Linked DNA regions of Homo sapiens: regions 1 and 2 are each linked to region 3. A link is a contact called in ENCODE Hi-C or POLR2A ChIA-PET data. All regions are on one chromosome and are shown on one strand. The core of a region is the stretch at or near the end of the contact, and the rest is flanking DNA. Distances in the headings are between cores, read along the strand shown. Region 1 overlaps LOC107984781 (a long non-coding RNA gene). Region 2 has its middle 71 kb from the start of LINC02205. Region 3 has its middle 45 kb from the start of TLE3.

Region 1 (4,811 bases), core at 1,414-3,913, 390 kb before region 3:
CTGATTGAGCTCCCCAAGGTCCGTTTGTCTCTCCCAAGCTCTGCTTCAGTGTCCACAGCTCACCGTGCTGGTCAGTGCCTCACATGGGGGTGCCAATGCCCGCTGGCTGAGGGAACAGGCAGATTTGAGTTTGAATCTCAGCTCTGCATTTAGTGTTTGATCCTTTACTATTTATTCAAGCTTTCTGAGCCACAGTTTCCTCACCTGTTTATCACTAGGTGTCCAGTGGGGACTGAATGGAAACTTTAAGCTGGAAGAAATATCATTTTAGAGACACTAAGCCATCTGCCTCCTAGAGTGGGCACTGTGCGGGCCGCTTTAAGCCAGGGCCACCAGCACTCAGCGATCACAGGGTGCTTCCAGCTGGCATCAAGTGTTCTTTTCTGTATCTCCCTTGGCGTGGAGCTGCTGTCCCATGGAGTTAAAGAAAACCATGCCCCTCTAAATTTGAGGAAGTGTGTTCCCTACCTAGAAGTTATTATTTATCTTAGGGACATGTTTGATGGTGTTTGGGTGTATGTATGGAGCATGTGTGTGTGAGTGTGTGTCTCCATGTGTGAGTGTGTTTGTGTGTTTGTGTCTGAGTGTCTGTGTGTGTCTGTGTATGTGGCTGTGTGTGTCTGTGTGTCCGTGTGTGTGTCTGTGTGTGTTGTGTATCTGTGTGTCTGTGAGTGTGTGTTTATGTGACTGTGAGTGTGTTTGTGTGTGTCTATGTGGCTGTGTCTATGTCCGTGTGTGTGTGTCATGTGTCTGTGTGTTGTGTGCCCGTGTGTGTCTGTGTGTGTCAGTGTATGTCTGTGTGTGTGTGTGTCTGTGTGTCTGTATCTGTGTGTGTCTGTTCTTGTCTGCACTTTTGTTCCCAGGAGATGTGAGGTGAAGACCTCACCAAAGTAGGAGTGGCGTGTGGGCTGGGCTTTGGCCCTTCGTGCTGGAAGTGATGGAGAGGCATGGCCTGGCTTGGCACAGCTCTGCCTTGCCTGTGCTGCCAGCCTCTTGTGAGAGATGCCATGTGGAAGGGATTTGGGACAATGCACAGTGCACTCTTCTGAGTGTTTTGTCTGGGCTAAAACTCTGCAGAGTATAGCTGTGGCTCTGAAACAAATAGAGGCTGGCCTTGTCAATTGTTTTGGGGTGAAGTTAATCCGGGGTAAGAGTCAGAGGCAGTCTAGAAGGCAGGGCATAAACTAGCCAGATGAAGGCCTTGGCTGGGAGTTGGGTTTATACCCCTAGGCCTAAGGAGTAGCCACTGCTAACAAGAGTTGTAGTTTTTCCTCTGGGTTGCAATTCTCTTCTCTTGCCTCCAAGCCTCCACTCAGGTAACCTGGCAGTGGGGAAATTGAGAGGTGCAGTGTCCACTCACTAATGATGAAGGTGAGATGTGGATGCATGGAGCACATTTTAGAAAAGCCCTGGCCTTTTATAAGGACCTGGGCCTTCCAGTATTTTCCTTGCCATCTCACCACCTGCTAACACATGCTGTGCACATAGGAGGTGCCAGGAAAATGTGTGTTATTCGAATGGAACTGAGAAACCGTTCTAGTCTAAACCCTGAGGCCCCCTGGCTTGCCCCCTCCTACCATGCCCATCTAGTTTTCAATGCCAAGCTCTCACGTCAGGGTTTTTCATCTCCATCTTCCTGTTGTTCACTTTAGGGGAAGGGTCCTGCTTGGACTATTGCAGTAGCCTCCAAGTAGCTTGAACTTTGCTCAGACTCTCCCCTCCCCAATCTGCTAAGCAGATTGTTGACAAGATTCTCTGCAGTTTGCTGCTTTGATGATGTCCCTCTCCAGCTCCAAATTGTTACTGGCTCTCCATTGACTACAGGTAAAATGCAGACTTCTCAGCCTGATCTTCCACAATCTGACGTCAGCCTACCTCCTCATCCTGCCTGGGCCTGGAGGCATGCCAGCCAATTCAGACCACTTGCCATTTTTCTTTTTCTCCTCTGCATCTGGAATTGCTGTCAGTGAAACCTTCTCTTTCCCTCAAGGAGCACCTTGAATGCTGGCCCCACATCACCTTCCTGACCCTGTCAGCTCAAAGAGGTTTCTCTGCATCTGAACTCCATGTGTTCCAGTCTCTGGGTCCTTACCATGCACTGCTGGGGCATGCTGTGTGCTGGCCGCCGTCCCTCCTCATGCTCAGAAGCAGAGCCTATGACTTAGTCACTTTGGTCTCCCCAGCGCCCAGAGCAGATATTTGCACAGAAGAGGAGCTCAATAAATGTTTGTTTAATGAATGAATATATAATTCTAACCCAGTGCCCTGCTTTCTTACAGTGACATTCAAGTCATCCTAGGCCAAAAAAAAAAAAAAATGCCTATTTACCTTCCAAAATTACCTCTCATATTGGTCAAAATTAAAATAAACACTTGGCGGATTAAGACCTGGCCTGTCATATTGTATCTGACACCATTAAGAACCAAGGTTGGGGTGCCTCACGGTTGACTTCCACTGATCTAAGATGTCAACAACAATGTCACCTGCCTGATAGGGTGACATCTGAGCTCCAAGGCATGCACTCCTGTCCTTTGGGCGCTCACCCCCGGCTTCATGCACCCTGTGCCCTGGGTCAGTGCCTGCCTCTCTGATTCAAGCCTTCTTCTGGGCGACTGGGCCTTTGATCTTGGGTTATGTTCCTGTTTTGCTTTCACTTTCCAGCTCTTATCTGCTAGAGTGCTTTGAGTGTAAGCAACAGGAAGTCCTGTGGCTAATGTAGGCGTTAAGGAGTTTATTGGAAGCATGTAGCAGAGCCCATGGAACTGAATGGAGGGCAGAGAACCAACTCAGAGCAATTAGAATTGGGATCACAAACAGGGTGGGGTGTGGGGCTCAGAAACAGGAGCTATTGATAAAAGAACTGTTTTTTCGTTTTTTTGTTTTTTTTGAGACAGTCTCGCTCTGTCACTCAGGCTGAAATGCAGTGGCGTGATCTCAGCTCACTGCAACCTCCATCTCCCGGGTTCAAGCAATTCTCATGCCTCAGCCTCCTGAGTAGCTGGGATTACAGGTGTACGCCACCATGCCTGGCTAATTTTTGTATTTTTAGTAGAGATGGGGAGCTTTGCCATGTTGGCCAGGCTGGTCTCAATCTCTTGGCCTCAAGTGATCCGCTTGCCTCGGCCTCCCAAAGTGCTCAGGAGGCTGAGGTAGGAGAATGGCATGAACCCAGGAAGCGGAGCTTGCAGTGAGCTGAGATTGCTCCGCTGCACTCCAGCCTGGGCGACAGAGCAAGACTCCATCTCAAACAAACAAACAAACAAACAAACAAAAACACTGCTGGGATTACAGGTGTGAGGCACCACGCCTGGCCTGAAAGGACAGGTTCTTAAGGGGTTGCCATTGCTGCTCCTACTGCCAGGGCTAATGAGTGTCGACCATTTTGTCTTTTTGCCACTCTGCTGCAGATTCAAACTCCAGGGAGAATCCAAGTGGGCCTAGCATGTGCTTCTGTTTCACCATCTGCTGCTCTATCCCTGTTATTCTTTCCTGGTTTTTGCCCATCCCTCACAGTCCCATCCATCACCCGATACCCACCCAGACATGCATAGAGCACCCCACAAGGGGTTTCCAGGGTTGCCTCCATGAGGGTGCTGGATTTCTGCCTAGCCCAGGTAACACATCCTTCTGAGCAGTGATACAAGCAGCAGTAGGACAATTAGCTACCAAGGGAATTGTCCTCTGCTTATCCATCATTGTAGAAAGTAATGAGTGACTTTAAATCACAAACCTTATGTTTTCTTTCCCATGGCATGAAATGCGTAGGTCAATTCTCAAAGCTTAGTGACTAGTTCTTGTACTAGAAATGCAAACTTGAGGACAATTTACTCATAAACTAATTACTTGTCCTTCCCGGGCATTAGCAATGGGATCTGCAGGCACAATAGACATATTCACATTGTTGATCCCCGTTGTTCCAAGACCCACATAAGCTTCCTGGGAAACGGATCTGAGCAGAAGTCAAAAACACAGTATTCCTTATTTCTACCCGTTGGACTTGTGGGTTCACTTAATGCTAGCTTTCTCCCTAATGAAAGGCAAGGGAAATATCAGCTAGAAATTTCATAATCAGAGTGTTTGCCTCGTTTGCTATTTTTAAACACCACAGACTTTGGAACTAAGGATGTGCATTAGTCTGGCAAATGCTGCTGGTAGATGTGGACTGAAGCTCCTGTCTGCAAAGGTACAATTGAGAGGACAAAGAGCGGGCATAAATAATGGATTAAGAGTGGCTCTGATGAGAGCCTATTCGTCCTGCAGCCTCAAAATGAAAGCACGCAGCCGATGACTCATTGGATAATAGTAAATATGATGGGCTCATAAAACCACTGGTTCCCCCGGGGGCTGTTCGGCAGGCTTTGTCTGGTCTTGAGCTTGTTATGTGCGGAAGCTACCAATTTAAGCTGCCCTTCCCCCAGCAAAGACGTGGCTCCTGGGCAGAGAGTTATTTGGGTGATTTGCAAAGTGTGGGTGGCACAGGGAGAGGCGGATTTTCCCCCAAGGGATGTTCCTCTGCACTCCTGCATGTGCCCTGGCCTGATGCCAGTTCCAGGCAGGTCCCCATCTGGGGAGATCTGGATGCTATATGGACTTCATTAAGGGGAAGGCAGAGACCTCGGCCCCAGGGAGCCAGAAATGGAAAGGAGACATGGCCTTAACATAAAGTAAGGGTTCTGACTCCAACCTGGGAGACGAATACAGAACATAAACATGTCTTTCCTCCACCACGCTAAGCAGTTCAAGCCAGAGTAGGACTGATAATAACAGAAAGACCTACATTCTGTAGGGATATTGTTGCAGTGAAAGTGTTT
Region 2 (4,960 bases), core at 1,024-3,523, 290 kb before region 3:
AGCACAGCACTGTGCTAGCAGCATGAGGGATGGAGTTTGGAGCGAAATAAGACAGGCCTCCCTGAATTAATTCTGAGTCAATTTTTGAGATGGACCCCTACCCAAACTGAAGGTGTGCTGGTAAATGTTTAACAACTAACTTCCCTAAGGAAAAAAAAATTGTAGCATTTGTCATTTCCCATGGTATAAATATTCTCTCCATGGCCGATTCCAAGACACCAATATGACATCTTGGGAAGAGATGCACAGGCTCAGGTCTCAAGAGTGGAAAAAAGCCACCGGCTCCAGCATGCCACTGACCCAAACTCACCACAATGCAAAATGCACAAAAATCTGGCCTCTAGATAGGGGAGCAATATCTCCTGACTGAGCTTCCTGGAGAAGCTGCAAGGAGCAAGGTATTTTTGGTTTGGTCCTTGAGGAAGGCACAGGGTTTCCACTGACGGAGCAGTGGAGGGAGGTTCTCCAGCAGGAGAGAGCGCCGGAACCAAGGCGGGAAGCACAGAAACATCTGCATGTTTGAGGACCAAAGTCCTCCGGCAGGAACACAGAGGCCACATGACAGAAGGGCTTATAAACTGCCATAGAGTTTGTCCTTCATCCGGTCTGTGGTGGGGAAGCCAATGATGCACCTTAAGCAGGTGAATGACACTGTGAGATTAGTTTCATTTCTTTTGAATACTGACATCATTTTTTAAAAGATACTATTTTTTCTAAAAAATTCTGTATGTTCATTACAAAAACAAATCAAACCATGCATCAAAGTACACAAAGATGCCTTTTCAACAGGTAAACATCTTCCCAAACTTCCTCTATGTATACACACAGACAAAAAGTTAGAAGGATATAGTAGAAATAAAATAAAATAAATGAAGATTTAAAAAGAGGAAAAAAGACAGAGAAATAAGAATTAACTAGTCTACCTTCTTTCACTGGGTATAGTCAAGGCTGTTTGCAATGCTTGGAACTCTGGCAACTGTCTTGTAACCATGAGGAAAACTAGTCTGAGGCAGCCGACAGACTGAGGGTAGCAGAGCAGGAAGATGGAGATAATCTGAGTTTTGGTGATGTAAGGTAGCTGCTGGCCTTCACATACAGACCACCATGTGATAACTCTGGTTGTCACATGTATGCTTTTCCTGCCTACCTAGACTCTAAATTCTCAAGACTCAAAACTGAGTAATAATGAAGCCAGTCTGTGGGATGTAAGGGCAAGAGCGTGGGCTTTGGAGTTGAACAAAGCTGCCTTTGCATTACAGCTCTGTGAGGGGGAGTTACCTAATCCCTTGATGCCTCATTTTTTTAAATCTCTGAAATGGCAATAATAAACCCGCTTCCAGAGAGGTGGTAAGCATTGCATTAGATTGCATATGTAAGGTTTCTACCACAATGCCTAGGACAGGAGGGACTCAGAAAATGATATATACATGATTATATATGAATGAATCTGAGAAAATATGAAGTATGCCACTGAGTGAAAACACAACATGGTACTTTTATTTCTTCAGTCTTTTTAGCACAAACTAGACAGACTATGAGAAGCAGAGTTCTATCTCTGAAACTTATGGGCAGATTAATTTGGGGCAAGTTCTTTTACTTCTCTAAGTTTCAGTTTCTTCAGCTGTTAAACTGAGACAAGAATATTTGAAGATTAAATAAGGCCATGCCCAAAGCACTTGCAACATGGTAGGCTCTCAATAGACACTAGTTTCCTTCTTCATGCTCTGCCCCTCCACAACACACAAGACACAGACGTGTGTTCCATAAACACGTGCTCTCTCTCTCTCACACACACACATACCTAGAACACACCCACACAAATGGACATGCACAGACACATGGACCCACACATGTGCAGACACACAGATACACAACTTTCTCAGCCCCAGAATCTTCCAGGAGGTTTTAGAAGTAGCTGTTGCTGTGTCTGTCTGCAAGACCTGTTTACAAGGCAATTATGAACTCTTTTCGCCAAATGTAGGATCTTCAAACAATGAGCACTGTTGCTTAAAGGAAGACTATTCCTGGGGGAAAATACTTTAAATGTAATTATGTCTTAGCTGCACATCTAGTAAATAACTAGACATGCACTGCTTTGAATATAAAATGTCACATTTTTGCAGATGGGACAGACAAATTTTGGCAGTCAGAGGAAGTCAGGAGAGAGAAATGAAAGAAGAAACCACATACTTCCTTTTTATTTACCTGATGTAACTGGGCCTGGCCCCGGGGGCATGGGGCTGGGAGGGCCCTGAGGGCTGGCTTTGGCTGAGACAGGTGCAGGGAAGGTGAGAAGCAGGCTGAGGAGCACAGAGAGGGAGTCTGTGTCTTGATTTCCTTTCTTGTTTACTTCTTTTGTGTCCTTTCCCACCCTCGTCACCCTGGCCTCAGTCTTCATTGAGTCTTCCCTGGGCCGCATCCTCACTAGTTTCCCCAATTGCATTCTTTCCTCCTCTGACCTGTTCTGTGTAACATCACTAATCATTTGTTCCCTGAAATAGCACTTTCCTCTTGCCACTCTTGCTCAGAAACCTCCCTATTTCTCCCTTTCGCGTCTTTGCTTCCTTGGCTTCTCAGTGGAATGAAACAGTCTTTTCACCAGGACTCCCCAGCACGCAGCTGGGCAGTGCAATTTCCATGGTCTCCAGAGCAGTCTGGTCCTAGAAACCATGAAGTCCAGCCTTAAGCCACAGAGCTACAGTCATGTGTCTTTCAAAGCCCAGAAGACCTTGTTCATTGCATGACCTGGACAACTCTCCTGACCTACCTTGTACTCCTCTTCCCAACCTGTCTCTTCTCTACTGATTTTTCTTTCTGTTTCACCTACCTTGGCTACTGGGGCTGGTTCCTTTCCCCTATTTACCCAACTTTGACCTTTGGCTTTCCTCCTAGCAGGAGGTTTGGATTTTCCCTCTGGCCAGGCTTTCATTCCTTTATCTACTAAGTACTTATACAGGACTTACTGGTGCCAGGCTACATTTATGGAGGCACAAAGAGTGTCTCCTATCTGGAAGAAGAGGCCATTAGACAATTCACTGTGTGTGTGTGTGTGTGTGTGTGTGTGTGTGTGTGTGTGCGCGCGCGCGCGCGCGGGTGGAGCGGGGGGGTGGTTGGGGGTAGGAAGATGCACAGAGGAATAAATTGTTGTCCTTGAACTCTGGCAACTAACCAGAGGTCAGCCAATAGTATTTTATCCTTAATTGATTTATCAGATTAAGCTTTAATGGAGCAGGGAGGAAGTAGGAGCAAGCCAGGAAGCCATTACAATGGAAGAGATTGTGCTCAAGAATTCCATTTGATCTTCAAACAACCCCAAGAAGGAGGGGTTTTCCCCATTGTCCACCCAGGGAAGCAGGCTCAGAGAGGCCAGCTGACTTTCCTAAGGTCACCCAGCTGGCAGTAGAGGGTCCTGGCAGCCTGATGGCATTGTTGGGTGCACTCCTGAGGCCACGCTGATCCCAGGGCAGGGAAGAATGCCAGGCACCCCTGGTCAATGTCGCTTCCTGATCAGCCTTCTAAGGATCGTCCGGGTCTGCAAGTCCCTTCCACGGGTTGACTAAAGCTGCCTCTTTGCTCTGGAAACCCTCTACCTTCCCTCACTGGCTCATCTTCCTGGCTTCTCTTTGCCTTGGCCCTGGGGGCGGAAGGGGAACAGCTGAGTTGTCATCTAAGCTTGCATCTTCCAGGGCAGCAGAGGAAAAGGACATTGATTTATGATCAAAAAGGCGAAGGAGGATGCCGTGGGGAGGACGCTGGTCGGCAGGGGTGGGTGGGCGATAAGAGAGAACTAGAAAGAATAAAAAGAATCCCTAAGCCTTAAAAACAGAGCTTGCCCTCTGATTCCTGGGTAGGCGTGGGTTGAAAATCTTTCATGTAAAACTGAAATGGAATCACGAATGAGGAGAAATCATCTTGGGGCTTGGGTGTGCCTTACAGGACTGAATTAAATTTAAAATGTATTGATTTCCCCTGCTGATTAACAGGCCTGGCACGCGAGAAGGGCGGCAGCCCAATAAGCAGCTGGCACCGCTGTCCCAGTCCACCAGCGTCCCCTGCTGCATCCCATGTCACCTTGAGTCCTGGCAATTTTCTAATTAGCCCAATGGGTTATGATTTGAAGCCGGAAGAGCCAATTAGCAGGAGTCTCCTTTGACCTCCAGTTTGGGGTGATAGGAGACGAGGTAATGACTTCAGACAGAGGGAGGGAAAAAACAAAACTAAAAATAAAAATAGAAAATATCAAGAGCAAAGACCGAAATCTTTTTGGTTTCCTGATTAATAACCCTGTCATGCCGATCACAAGCTCTAAACAGCAATGCTGGTTGCAGCTGAATTTTTTATACTTTCTATTAATCTTTAATGATAGCTTGGTCACCTAGTCTCTTTTATCTTGTCAGATAAATGTATGGTTAACAGGATAATGAGATTTCTAAAGCCCCATTCCAGCTCCCAGCTATCGAGTGCAGGCGGTGACCTCTGACCCCTGGCAGACAGCGGCACCAGGGCGCTCGTAATTGGTAGGTGTGCTGGGAATGCATTGGAAGCTGACTGATGGTTTAAACTTTGATTTGAGGTCAGCAGGGTCACCGAGCTCTGGAAGACCAGCCTGGTTTTATTACCAGCTGCCTCTGATGGGGATATAATTAGATTTAGCTATTGCTTTATTAATAAGTAATCGCTTCCCCCACTGCTGTGGGTGGGCAAATGTATTCCTTGAATAATTTGAGGACACTAGTCTGGCTTTATTAATAAGAATATATCATGTGTATTTGGCCAGGGGCAGACACCCATCTGGATTTCTGGACTTTGCAGGAACTTTATCATTTTTACTCATTTGCAGTATTGAATACATCAATACATCAGAAGGCTGTGCCTTCCGAAATCCATCCTTGCCTCAGGAACCTCTAACTTTCTGATGTCATAGGGGACCTTTGTTTTGGTCTCTTTCCAATGACTTAAG
Region 3 (4,677 bases), core at 1,478-3,977:
CGTTTGTTTTAACCAGTCCCACCCCTACACATGCTGATCCTCAGACAAAGGATTCTCTAAGCTGCAGGCCCTGGGGCTCACTGTGCAGCCCCTCCCTGGGCACCAGCTGCCCCTGGCCCCCTTGTGGACCTGTCATCTCATCCCAGCAAGGAGGGGACCCCAGAGGCCTTCACACAATGTCTGCGTATCATATGTTTTCTAAAGCTGATTCACCGAGGTTACTTGCATGGAAGTGCTGCTCTGGTAGAAAAACTTCTAGACCCAGAAACAGACTAATCTGAGGTTGAAGCTTCGACTTTGCCAAGTCACTTAATGTCTCTGAACCTCAGCTTCTTTTTCTGTAAAATGGGGATAACAAAGCAACTACATCAAAAGATTAAGAGCAAAGTGGTTAATAGTTACAAACGCTTGGGGAAGAGGGAAGTATCTGGTAGGTAGTATAGGATCTATGCTGTTTTCTTGTTACATAAATAATGTCTGCCTCATTATGTCACTGTGAGGTCACGTGCACCGAGGTGCTTTCCTCAGCACCCGCTGAGAAGCTGCAAATGTGTAGTATCGCCATCGAGTCAAGTGCTTGTTGGGCTTAGTGCTCTCCTCTGAGCTCCCTTAGCCCTGCGCCTACAGCTGTCCCCGTTCTCAGAGGACACTGCAGTTGTGTCTGGTTTTGTGCTCTTCTCTCTGCTCTTCTGATGACTGGACTGGCTTCGGGAGCTGCTCTCAGAAAGACCCTGCACTTGGTTTCATGCTCTGCTGTCACCATCTTGAAATTCTTGAACATACGCCCCAAATATGATATCATGTAGCTATTCCCACCTCGCGCAATGCCCGACATGAAGTGAGCCCCCAGTAAATGTGTTAAAATGAAGCCATGCAAATAGTAAAGAAAACTTTGCTTCTGCCTTCTACGTGCTCACAGGATAGTTGGGAAGATAGCTATAGAAACTCTGAAGTGCACTAAAACCTCCACACAGTACATGGTGCAGCATTGCAAGCCCTGGCTTGGAATCAGACAAAGCTGGACGTAGAGTCCAGCATGTAATGCTGAACAAATTACTTGACTTCTAGGTACCTCAGTTTCCTCAGGTGCAATCTAGAGCTAAGACTACCAACTTGGTCAATCTGGAAGGTCAGTTCTGAGGTTTCCACTGCAGGCTTTGGGGTGGAGTATGGGGAGGCCCCATCCTGCTGAGCTGGGTTTGGAGCTGGGTTTGGGCAATGGCAGTTCCTGCGTCTAAGGTTCATAAAAGGCCCCCTTTTCCAGATCTCTTGGATCTTCCAATCTATTCCTCATTTAGCCTTACTAGGGGTGCTTACCTGCGGACTCTGATGTGGGTTCCTGCCCACTGAAATGGGTTTTCCTTGGCTACAAAGGTATAGCCTTTTCTGCACACAAGAGTCTAATATAGGGAGGTCACTTGATGTCACAGACAGGGCCTTAGAGTGAAGAGAGGGCAGCATTAGCAAATCCACAGCTCCAGGAAGTCCCCTGATATGACACCTCTCCTAGTCTTCCCCCTCCTTATGTTCTGGGACCACACCCCTCCCCAGCTTCCCAGGCCAGGCCTTTCCCACTACTTCACTCCCCTTCCTGCTGACCTCTCTCCATCATGGCTCCCGAGGCATGGGCACCGGCGGGAGGGGTGGAGGTGACAGCACAGGATCAACAGCTGCCAGCCTAAGTTGAGTCCAGCAGAAAGCAGAGGGGTCCCCAAGTGGTTTCCAACATGTCAAACATCCTACTGAGAACCCCCCATAGATTAGACTTAGCTCTCACCGCAGGCTTACGGAACTCCACGGTCTGAGCTGTCGGCAAAACCTAATTCATTTGGCAGACTCAGTCTTTCACATTAGGGGGTTTATGGTGGTTAAAGATAATGAAGGGACTCATGGCAATAAATAGTTTGGAGTAGGGTGGCCTGAACAACCTTGCTAAGAAATAAGGATTCAGGCCGGGCGCGGTGGCTCATGCTTGTGATCCCAGCACTTTGGGAGGCCAAGGTGGGCGGATCACGAGATCAGGAGATTGAGACCATCCTGGCTAACACGGTGAAACCTCGTCTCTACTAGAAACACAAAAAATTAGCCGGGCGTAGTGGCAGGCGCCTGTAATCCCAGCTACTCGGAGACGCTGAGGCAGGAGAATGGCGTGAACCCTGGAGGCAGAGCTTGCAGTGAGCCGAGATCGCGTCACTGCACTCCAGCCTGGGAGACAGAGAGAGACTCCATCTCAAAAAAAAAAAAAAAGAAATAAGGATTCAGTTGTGACTTCTGTCTTGGGTCCCTCCAATCTCCATTCCCACCCCCACAATTATCACCTTCCTGCCTTCCTTTGGTGACCTCTTCCCCCTTGAATCACGCCCTAGGCAGGCACTCATCTGTTCTCAGGGCCATCTTCATAGGCTCTTCCCTGCAGGAGAGAAAGCATTTTGTGCAAGCTCCACCTAAAAGTTATGCGGGCTTTCCAGCCTGTTCCTCCCACCTCCTTCCTGCCCCTGAATCTTCCCGCAGGGTCACCCTGAGGACAAGCAGTTTACTAACTCGAGGGAGAGCAGGGAACTCACATTCTGGGTATCAATGAAATTTATGAGTCATGGATATCACAGGACCCTGTTTTCGTTTGACTTCATTCGCCGCTTCCTTTCTTCGTATTAATTTCTCCCAACAGCCCACTTATCTTCCCTCTTGGAGCCCTGCCCGCCATCGCTTTCCCTGATACATGGTATCTCTAACAGGCTAAAGCACTCAGCGATGCCATTGCTTGAGAGTCGGCTTGCTCAAGCACTCACAAGTTACACTCTGTGGCTAATCAAATGTCAAAACAATCTCCCCCGCGATTTGGAGGAGCTTGGTGACAGGAAGACATTGGCCACTGAGCCATCAGAACAGGCCACGTTTGCTTGGTGGCAGGCAGTGAGACCGGTTTCTGCCGCGTTACATTCCGGGTGGCCGCTTTCCCTGAGAAGCAGCTGCTCTGCAGTTAGTGGGGTTTGGGGTTTGGAATTTGTTTCTTCTTTTCTTTTGAAGGCAGAGAGATACTCCATGCCAAGGGTCAGCAGGGTGGGGGGTGGCGGCGGGGAGGTGGTTGAATTTTTTTCTATGACAAAATGTTGTCAGGTCTCTGAATCATAGCAGCCACAGCGGTGGTTAAAGAGAAGAGATCGCATCTAGGAGCTGGTCTCAGTTCTGCCACAGAGAACACTGGACGAGTCACAGCCACTCTGAACTTCTGTTTCCTCTTCTGGAATATGAGGAAATTGGGTTAAATGGTCCCTGTGGTTCAAGAACCAGAAGATGATTCAACTTGACACCATACCTTACAATTTAAACACTTCTGTGCTTGTTATTTCATTTGATGTTCACAGTAAGCCCATAAGTGAACAGGAGAGGGATTATTATCTCTATTTTATAGCAGTGAAATGACTTGTGGTGGTTATACATCCTGCCCATGACAGAGCTTAGCCTGGGTCATGGGCTGGTGTCCTTCTCCTAGCCCAGGCTTGTCTCAACTCCTCATGCTCACAGGGTAGATTCCTTGAGCCGAACCACCTCCACCTTCAGCGCCACGCGGGAGCTTTTGTTCAAGCCAGAATTCAGGGATCATCCTGTCCACTTCATTTTCTGCTGAAAAAATTGAGCTCCATAGAGGGAAGCAAAAGGGCCTCCCCCGGCTCACACCGCAAAGCGTCCCATTCTCCTGATGTGGAACCACTCCACTCTTCTCGTGGGTCCCATGGGAGTGAAAATGCCTGCATCTTGGGCCTGGGCTAAGGATGGATCTGTCAAAAACAGTGACACTGATAAGTTTTGGGTGCATTTGAGACACCACCACTGTGTCATCATTACCCACACTGCTGTCATGAGGTCTTGAGAAATTGTCACCGGGGTCCTCTTGGGGTCTGATGTGCTAAGAGAGGTCAGGACAGGCTAATCTGTGTCTGCTCCATGCCCCCTCCACATCTACCTGAGCCTTTGAGAGTGCCTAGCTCATTCTCCCTGCTCCTTAAAATCCTCCAAGTTCCACAGCCCCACCTAGACCTCAGAGTGAGTGGTTCACTTTGCGGCACTCAGGCCCACTCAGTGACCACAACAAACACAGCTTGCAGGGTCTGGCTGGCCACAGGTGCTGTCCCTTCTGCCCACCTGGCAAATGCTATCTCTTCTCTCCAGATTTAGCTTGCTGGCCCCCTCTTCCATAGGGCCCCTGAAGAGGCAAGTGCTTCCTTTTCCCACTCCCACGACTGTGCAGAAAGCCTCTGACAAAGCACTTTCACTTTCACATGGTGGCCACTGGTCTCCGAGGCTGTTCTCCTTTTAACTGGCAGCTCAGTGAAGACAGGGGTTGTACTTTGTTTCTCTCAGTATCTTCAGCGCCTAGACCCTGATGGGGCTCAGTGACCTTAGAGGGAGAGGGGATGAGCTTTACATGCTGATCAGGAGCACAGGCCTTGGCAGCAGGCTGGCCTGCACTGAAATCCAGTTCTGCCATTAACCTACATGTCATCCAAACCTCTCTGAGCCTCAGTTTTCAAATCTACAAAATGGGAAGATTGGTACTGCCGGCCTCATCAGGATGAATGGGAAAAACCATGGAAAGAGCTTAGCATATCACAGGCAGTAACCGGGAACTATTGTCATTATCATTGGGGAATTCCCCAAAAGGTTCCTCTGTGAGCT

The links. A loop is a pair of places that touch in the nucleus more often than their neighbours do. ChIA-PET counts read pairs that join two places held with the same protein, here RNA polymerase II (POLR2A). Pooled maps may share reads with other maps.
Region 1: a pooled map shows a loop between it and region 3 (3-fold over the local background). The contact joins two enhancer-like sites. A Hi-C loop is called at or near these places in 1 of 168 maps with a recorded cell type or tissue (CD14-positive monocyte) and 2 of 50 pooled maps. POLR2A ChIA-PET finds 5 or more read pairs at or near these places in 1 of 52 experiments (activated naive CD4-positive, alpha-beta T cell).
Region 2: a map of Right ventricle myocardium inferior shows a loop between it and region 3 (14-fold over the local background). The contact joins two enhancer-like sites. A Hi-C loop is called at or near these places in 2 of 168 maps with a recorded cell type or tissue (Right ventricle myocardium inferior and lower leg skin) and 9 of 50 pooled maps. POLR2A ChIA-PET finds 5 or more read pairs at or near these places in 1 of 52 experiments (Panc1).

The regions. Positions count from the first base shown.
Region 1 is chr15:70,526,248-70,531,058 of GRCh38, reverse strand. It overlaps LOC107984781 (a long non-coding RNA gene), which reads left to right. Exons shown (of 2, transcript XR_007064698.1): 2 at 1,825-2,386. Among named protein-coding and RNA genes, the nearest start is that of LINC02205, 23 kb to the right of the region's middle. RefSeq lists an enhancer at 2,552-2,601. Within about 2 kb of position 2,663, at least 7 of the 41 ENCODE cell types and tissues checked have a DNase peak (open chromatin) inside an H3K27ac peak, as active enhancers do; they include CD14-positive monocyte, where a contact is called at or near this core.
Region 2 is chr15:70,432,849-70,437,808 of GRCh38, reverse strand. No RefSeq gene overlaps it. Among named protein-coding and RNA genes, the nearest start is that of LINC02205, 71 kb to the left of the region's middle. RefSeq lists an enhancer at 1,287-1,336 and a silencer at 2,147-2,350. Within about 2 kb of position 2,273, at least 4 of the 41 ENCODE cell types and tissues checked have a DNase peak (open chromatin) inside an H3K27ac peak, as active enhancers do.
Region 3 is chr15:70,140,886-70,145,562 of GRCh38, reverse strand. No RefSeq gene overlaps it. Among named protein-coding and RNA genes, the nearest start is that of TLE3, 45 kb to the right of the region's middle. RefSeq lists enhancers at 4,391-4,490, 4,258-4,677. Within about 2 kb of position 2,727, at least 12 of the 41 ENCODE cell types and tissues checked have a DNase peak (open chromatin) inside an H3K27ac peak, as active enhancers do; they include CD14-positive monocyte, where a contact is called at or near this core.